Regions from separate parts of the Mus musculus genome. Here region 2 is linked to region 1. Evidence: chromatin contacts called from ENCODE POLR2A ChIA-PET data. All regions are on one chromosome and are shown on one strand. Each heading gives the region's core, a stretch centred on a gene start or an enhancer-like site at or near the end of the contact. The rest is flanking DNA. Distances are from core to core; before and after follow the strand shown. Region 1 overlaps Znrf3 (zinc and ring finger 3). Region 2 overlaps Znrf3 (zinc and ring finger 3).

Evidence for each region. ChIA-PET counts read pairs that join two places held with the same protein, here RNA polymerase II (POLR2A).
Region 2: POLR2A ChIA-PET joins it to region 1 with 19 read pairs in Patski. The contact joins two enhancer-like sites. POLR2A ChIA-PET finds 5 or more read pairs at or near these places in 2 of 5 experiments (Patski and embryonic stem cell).

Annotation. Positions count from the first base shown.
Region 1 is chr11:5,420,354-5,424,019 of GRCm38, reverse strand. All of the region lies in intron 1 of Znrf3 (zinc and ring finger 3), which reads left to right. Among named protein-coding and RNA genes, the nearest start is that of Znrf3, 23 kb to the left of the region's middle. Within about 2 kb of position 1,970, at least 2 of the 3 ENCODE cell types and tissues checked have a DNase peak (open chromatin) inside an H3K27ac peak, as active enhancers do.
Region 2 is chr11:5,295,700-5,299,365 of GRCm38, reverse strand. All of the region lies in intron 2 of Znrf3 (zinc and ring finger 3), which reads left to right. Among named protein-coding and RNA genes, the nearest start is that of Kremen1, 36 kb to the right of the region's middle. Within about 2 kb of position 1,875, at least 1 of the 3 ENCODE cell types and tissues checked has a DNase peak (open chromatin) inside an H3K27ac peak, as active enhancers do.

The sequences.
Region 1 (3,666 bases), core at 721-3,220:
GGCTTTGAAGCTGGGACCCTTCCTAAGGGGCTCTGTGTATCAATCCCACTCTGCATGCATTTTCCATCTAGATCCTTTAGACCATGATGATTTTTGTGAAAATCCTCAAACCAAACCAAAACTCACCCTAGCAGGTATAGAATAATTTTACAAATCGAATCTATATGCTTGCGTCCTTAGAGATGCCAGTTTTCACAGGAGAAGACAGCACCTTTGCTGGAGCTATGCACTTTCCTCCTCATTTCACATGATAAATGTTAAAAAATCTGGTGTCTGGGAACCTTTGTTTGTTTAGATCTAAAAGACAGGAAGAAAGCAAAGTAACATTTCTTTTTCCTCTTTGTGGATGAAAGCTATCCTGAATATCTTCAGTATGGACTGCCTTGTAGTGTATTATTTGGATACCAAGATAGGAAATTTGCAGCAGCCTGGGGTGTTTCAAGGTATGTCTGGCCTCACTGTTCTGAGCCCCAACCCTAGTGACCTCTTTCTTAAAGAAGGTTCAAGGATGTAGAGCTTGGGTTTTCTGAATAGTGCTCACGGCATGGTTGGTCTCTTGTTGGGGATCTTCTGAGGTAGGCTAATTGGTCATTGGAAAAGACAGGAACTTTAGATGGTTGCAGTGTTACTTACAAAGGCTGAGTGCTACATGCCTAAGGCCAAGAGTGTCTAGAAACCAGAGGATGGTCCTGGGCTATGCCCCATTTAAGGAAGGCCTGTTCTTGGATTTGCCCTGATACCCCACTTCTTTTGCTGAGATCCAGGCTGGGTTGGCACTGAGTAGGGGCTTATTTTTGCTGTGTATATCAGAGTCATCTGGTGTAGATAAGCTCAAGGCAAAGCAGGAGAAAGGAAAGACCATGTGAGGAATGGCCAGAATCATAACAGTGAAATGAGACCTAAGGGGGAACCAGCTCTTCTCTCCTGATCCTCAGTCCTGCCATCTGTAGACTGGCAGGCATGTGAACTTGGGGCATGTGGCCTCAAGTCAGAGTCCTGCCAGGAATCTGAGACCTGTAGCTGGATTTCATCTAAGTGGGAAAGAGCACCTAACTAGAGAGGGAGGACACATAGCTTAGAAGTTAAGGATGACTATGAATACAACCAGGCAGAGGTGAGCCCCTCAGGCAGAACACAGATGGCATCCATGTTTACTGCTAGAGTTTTGATGGCTTGACCTCCCTCCTGCCCATGCTCTACAGCAGCAGTATGCAGGGGCTGTTCTAGCAGTTACTCCTATGAAGAAAATAATTTGGAATGTCAGGGAGTCACGTTCTTTTGACAGTCTTAAATTCACTTTATTAAAGATAAATACAACAGCTTTGGCTTTTAGGATTATTTATGACAAATTGTTTTCTGCTTGTACACTTAGCCACTCACAGCACCTTGGGAGAAAATTGCTGTTGTATGGCATTTGACCTTGGCTCAACTTATTTTCTGAGGTTTTGAAAGTAGACCAGGAGAGTGTGGTGACTTCTGGAGAACAGTTGATCAGGCATCTTTCAAGTTCTGCTCCTCACCCTTCAGTCTGGGGATGTCAATGGGCAGACCTCGGTTTTAGCAGAGAGCTTGTAAGCATGTCCCACCCCTAGCCTTAGTATTAGGCAATAGAGTGATAGGTTGGTTTGGACATTTTTCTGGCTATTGATGGGTGTTATTGTGGCTTCTCCAAATTGAATGAGGATTTTTTTTTTCTTTTTTCTTTTTTTCTTTTAATACAGCTAGTGAGCCAAATGAGCCACACTGGGATAAACTCTGTTTGTTTACAAATTATGTAAGAGAAGGGCCCGCCATTAAATTCTCTGAGCCAGAATTTCTCTCCCTCTTCAAAGTTGTAATCAAACTAAACAAACACTTTTCTGCAGGAGAAACAGGAGCAGATGCTCCTGGGAGGCCTTCAGCAACTGTGGAATGTTTAAAGTAGAAACACGTAACCAAGGTGGAGCTGTTCCAGAAACAGTGCTTGTTCTAGCCAGAACTGAAGCACGTGTCAGCTTTTTTATTTAGGGCAAGAGGTGCAGAATGAACCAGGCCAGTGCAGGCAGGGTTTTCCTCGGAGTGTTTAACTGGGTTTTCTTATCCTGCTTCTCACAGTGTCAGCTCCATTGGATGTTACTTTCCTTTGCCTACTCCTTTTTTCCCCTTAGAAAACAGAAGAAAAGAAAACAACAACAACAACAAAAAGCACTCCCAAGTCTTTAATTATTATTCCTTATTTTTTAGCTGTGTTGGATTACAGTTGAACCTTATCTTTTTAACTGTGCTAGATTTTACAGCTGGGAGTCTAAAAGCCCTTCTGTTAGCTCCATTCTCACAGGGTCATTCAGGGAAGTGAGGTGGAAGCCTTCCTGGCCTTTGCTAGTGTCTCAGTGAGCCTGGGAGATTTAGTTCTTTTGGGCATGGGCAAAGACTTCTAGGCTCAAGGACACTTTTTTTTTTTTTTTTTTTTTTTTTAAGTTCTCACTAACTTGGATCTTTATTGAGTGCCTTGATTTAAGATTAATTCATTTTTATTCATGTGTATATGTCTGTATATGCCACATGAGTGCAGGTTCCAATGGGGTCAAAACAGGGTGTCAGATCCCCTCCTGTAAGAGTTATAGGCAGTTTTGAGTCTCAGGACTTGGGTTCTAGGAACCAAACTTGGGTCCTCTGAAAGAGCAGTATGTGCTTTTAACTATGGAGCTATTCTCTCATCCTGAAATGGCTTGATTTAATTTGGCTTGGGAAATTATAAAATTTCAGGACATCAGTATATAAATAGATGTGTACTTTTTTTGTTTGTGTTTTTGACACAGGGTCTCTATATAGTCTTGGCTATCATGGAGCTCACTGAACTTGAACTCAGAGATCTGCCCCTGCCTCCCTAGTGCTGGGATTAAAGGTGTATTCTACAGTGCTCGATTTTGATGTGTACTCTCTAAGCCATATGTAGGTTTCTGTGAAGTGTGCCCAAGATGAGCTTTTCTCAAGGTATCTTCTAAAAGATAGCAATACTGCAGAATGATCTAGGGTGAAAGAATTTTATGAACTTACTTTGAGAAATGATGTTTATTTATTTTATATTATCCCTGAAAGTCCTACTGGAGGAAAAAAAATCTGTTTAATCTGACATTACTCAAATATACTTGATCACAAAACTTTTTCTAAAAGGACTTGGGAAGATTCTGTACTATGTATATAGTACCTGTGTAAGCTGGTTTAGGGTTTGTGCCTGTGGATTATGAGTAGGATAGGTCAAGAGCACATCCACTTTTACCTTAAAGGCCCTGGGATATAGAGTCACCACCAGCTAGAACCAAGGGCACACCTTTTGAAGATGATAGGAGTGCTTTTTCATTTCAACTCAGCAGGTTATGATCTTTATGAGTGATGATTTGCAAGGAATTAGAAGCTATGCCATGCCAGAACATATGATATAACCCCAAAGTGATTCTAGCCCTGGACCCACGACACTTGTTCTGTGGCATTTTGGGGGATGGGGATAGCAAGAAGCAAAGGTGGGTTTTATTGTGAAAATTTAATAAGCTGTTTGCAGGTTATGTGTGTGTGTGTGTGTGATAACCTGTAAGGATCACTGGCTGATATTCAAGCCTCACTTTGTTGGGTTATCATCTTGAGGTTGGTTGGTGTGGCCGTGTTTCCCAAATTTACTTTCATGCTGTA
Region 2 (3,666 bases), core at 626-3,125, 120 kb after region 1:
TGGGATGGGATGGGATGGGAGATGGGATGGGATGGGATGGGATGGGATGGGATGGGATGGGATGGGATGGGATGGGATGGGATGGGAGATGGGATGGGATGGGATGGGAGATGGGATGGGATGGGATGGGATGGGATGGGATGGGATGGGATGGGAGATAGGATGGGATGGGATGGGATGGGAGATGGGATGGGATGGGATGGGATGGAATTGGAGATGGGATGGGATGGGAGATGGGATGGGATGGGAGATGGGATGGGATGGGAGATGGGATGGGATGGGATGGGATTGGGAGAGGTTTAGGTTAAATGTCAACCCTCTAATTCATAGACAAGATATATAACTTACAAGCTTCTGGCTCTGTAGTGGAGCCAGCTGCCCTAGCCTTGCAGTTGCGCACATTTGGAAGCACTGAGTGTCTCACCTCAAACATTAATGAGTATTTTACTTTCCCTTCTGAAGTTTCATGCTTCCAGTCACTGTTGCTGATGACAAGATGTGTGGTGTTAGCAGAAGACCTAGCTTATCATCCCCTTAATCCACACCCAAGATGGCCCTGTGCTAGTTCCCAGTCCTTCCTATAGCTTCCTATCCTCCTAGGGACAGATGACTATGGCAACATAGGTCTCTAAGCAAGGTGAAGGGAACTTGGTGTTTGAAGACTGAGAGGCCACCTGCATGTGTGTAAGCCCCTTCCAAGTGGCAGGTGAACTGTGAGCACACTCTAATGAGGAACTGAGGAATAGTGTATATTCCTCAGTATAGTCTAGGATATTTTGTGCTTAGTGTTAAAGTTGTATAGTCAGAATATTTCTGTTTTGAATTTGCTTTTAAATCTGTTTACCACCTGATTCAAGAGTATTGTAATTTCTTTTCCTTCATCGCAAGTATTGCTGGGTTCTGCTTAATTAGATCCAGATTCCTACTAGTCCATCAGCATCAGAACATAGGGATCAAACTAAACTATCAAACTTGATGGCAGATGTCCTTACTCACTGAGACACCTCACCAGGCAGTGATTTTTAGTTTATTTTTATTTTTCAGTCCCCCAGTTTCTCTCTCAGTAGGCCAATCTTAAGAACAAAGCCCCTTGCTGCAAGAACCTACCCTGATTCTCCAGAGGGCCGCTGAGGTGCTCAGACTTTGCAGGCAAGGTTGTTAAGTCTGGTTCTGCCACCTAATTAACACTTGTTTATATTAATTAGTTGCCACATGTACAGAAGGCAGTGGTCCTTTTTTGAAGTTTCCAGTTACAGACCTAATAAGATCTGGCCTGAAATGGGACTTTGAGAACCTCCCAAGGCAAGGTAACAGCTTCCAAGTCCTCTACAAGTTTCTCTTTCAGGCATAGACAGCTCTACAGCCATTTTTCCATAACATCCTTCATTTACTCAGAAGGATGGATGGAACAGGAGGGTGTGCACAGGCTCTCTTTGAGTTTTTGGTGCTCCTTGTCAGGTGTCAAAACAAAGGGGACCATTGTGTTTCTTGGAACTGATCTAAAAGTCTGTGTTTGAGATTAAGATCTAAGGAAATGCATTTCCGTTTAACACCCAGTAGTTTCTGATTGTGAAAAGACTCACAACCTGTACATCGGCGCCGTACATGACTACAGACTCCAGCCTCTTCTGTTGGTTCCTTTAATTAGTAGGAATTAAGTGGAGGCTGCTGCATATTTTGAGAATAAATAACACTGTTTAAACTTAGGCAGCCTTAACCATTAACTTAACCGCTGGATTCTCGCTGCTACATGTCTCCTGAATAGATCAGCATAATCTTAACTAGGACTTAAAAATCCTTCATCCGCTCCCTCGCTCGCTCACTCACTCACTCTCGGGAACTTAGAACTTGAAGCCCATGGGAGCCTTTGGAGACTTAATGACTTTAATTATGGCAAGAAGTATCTTGTGGTGGGTAGGAGTACAGCTGGTGGGAGAGCCCTTTCTCAGTGCAGCCGGATGGGAGCTGGCAGAAAGGCAGTCATGGGGGAGGGGACTGAGAGGGGTGACTTGGGGGGGGGGGGTTGGCCGCAGGGCCTCTGAATTCTGAACTGTGTTTGTGGCTTCAGAGCTTTGATCACTTGCCAGGGAAACCTGGAAGGTCAGGCCAGGCTGCAGCCAAGCCCTGGAATGAGGAGCCAAGTCAGTGGAGCGGGCAACACTATGTCACTGCCCTCACCTCCCACCCTAGAGGAAGTAACCCTATCTGCAACCCCATCCTCTGGTCCTCTTTCTGTGGTGGTCTTCTTTTGAATTGGGGTCTCTAAAGCCTGCAATAAGCCAACAAAGTGCCTTCCAAATGTGACTTGGTAAAATCAGATATGCTATATGTACTTTTAGAGGAAATCAGGACTGGTTTTTGTTTGTTTTTAATTCTGTGTGTGCCTAGTACAAATTACTCTAGAGCACAGGTGATCTCTCCTGGTGGCTTGTGTCAGGTTTCCCCATTTTTTTTAACATTACCATCACCACCACCACCCCCACCTTGTTTCTTGGCACCAAGTTTTTCTCACTGGTTCCCTGTGTGCCCTAGTGTGTGACCTCATTTCCTATGTAATGAAAAGTTTCTGTCGGAAAACAGGGCCCTTGGTGAGTGTCTTTGAGCCCCTTTGCCTAGTATGACTCACACTTTAGGGCACAGGGCTGTGCAGAATACGCAAGAGCCTGGTGCCTGGGTGGTCACTGCCTAGAGGCAGTGAAGGAAGGAGAAAGTAAGGAGTGAAGGTTTAAAGTCCATTTAGTGACCTCCAGAGAGAAGGGGTACACAAGGACCCAGTGAGTGGGCTGCTTAGACCAGGAAACCCCACCAAGAGAGAGCTGGTGGTGGTGGTAGGTATGGTCAGGTCCACTGGTTGACCTCCATTGGTATGACCTGCCCCTACCACAACCACCACCACTTTCCCCTACATGACCTCACTGGCAGTAGGCACAGGACCCCATACAACAACAGAAGCTTGTTACTGCCACTCTGCAAGTCTGTAGACTGCAGAAAAGAATGGTGTCTCTCATGTTGGTGTTTAAAAATTGTGACGCTGTGGTTTCTGCAGCCAGTACTCCTAGAGAGCCGTGCTCTGTGTCTCAACAGGTCCTGTGCCTTGTTCTCTCTTGCAAGTGGTAGGATAGATTCCATCAGTCCTCTAGGCCAGAGGAAGGCCAAGGGCACATATCCAAGGGTAGTCATCTGGCTAGCTTTTCCTCATTGGAATTCTATGGAAAGTTCACTTTCCTCCAGAGAGAGAAGGGACACAGCACACACTTTAAATGTACAGGAATTTTTTTTTTTTTTTGAGAGCTTTGAAATCCAGAGATGTGTGTGTACAAAGTCCAGGGCCTAAGAGCCACAGGCAGAGCCACTGGAGTTTAAGACTGGCCAGAAACAACATGTGTGCCTTAGAAGTCAAAAGCCTCCTTAGCAGTACAACAGAAGATGGTGCAGATAAGAAGGCAGGTCTTGAAGTCTGAAGTGTGAAGACTAAAGGCTGCAGATTGCAGAGTACCAAAAAGACATAGCTAAACAGACGGATCCTAATTGAAGAGTTGGAGGATCCACAGGATTCCCATTGGTTAGGAGTTGGCTGTAGTCAGTGTTGGGAGCAGGAAAGCCCAAGTATGGTGCTTACTACCGAGTGAAACTGATGCTGTGTGAGCGCAGCAGGGTACTGTAAAG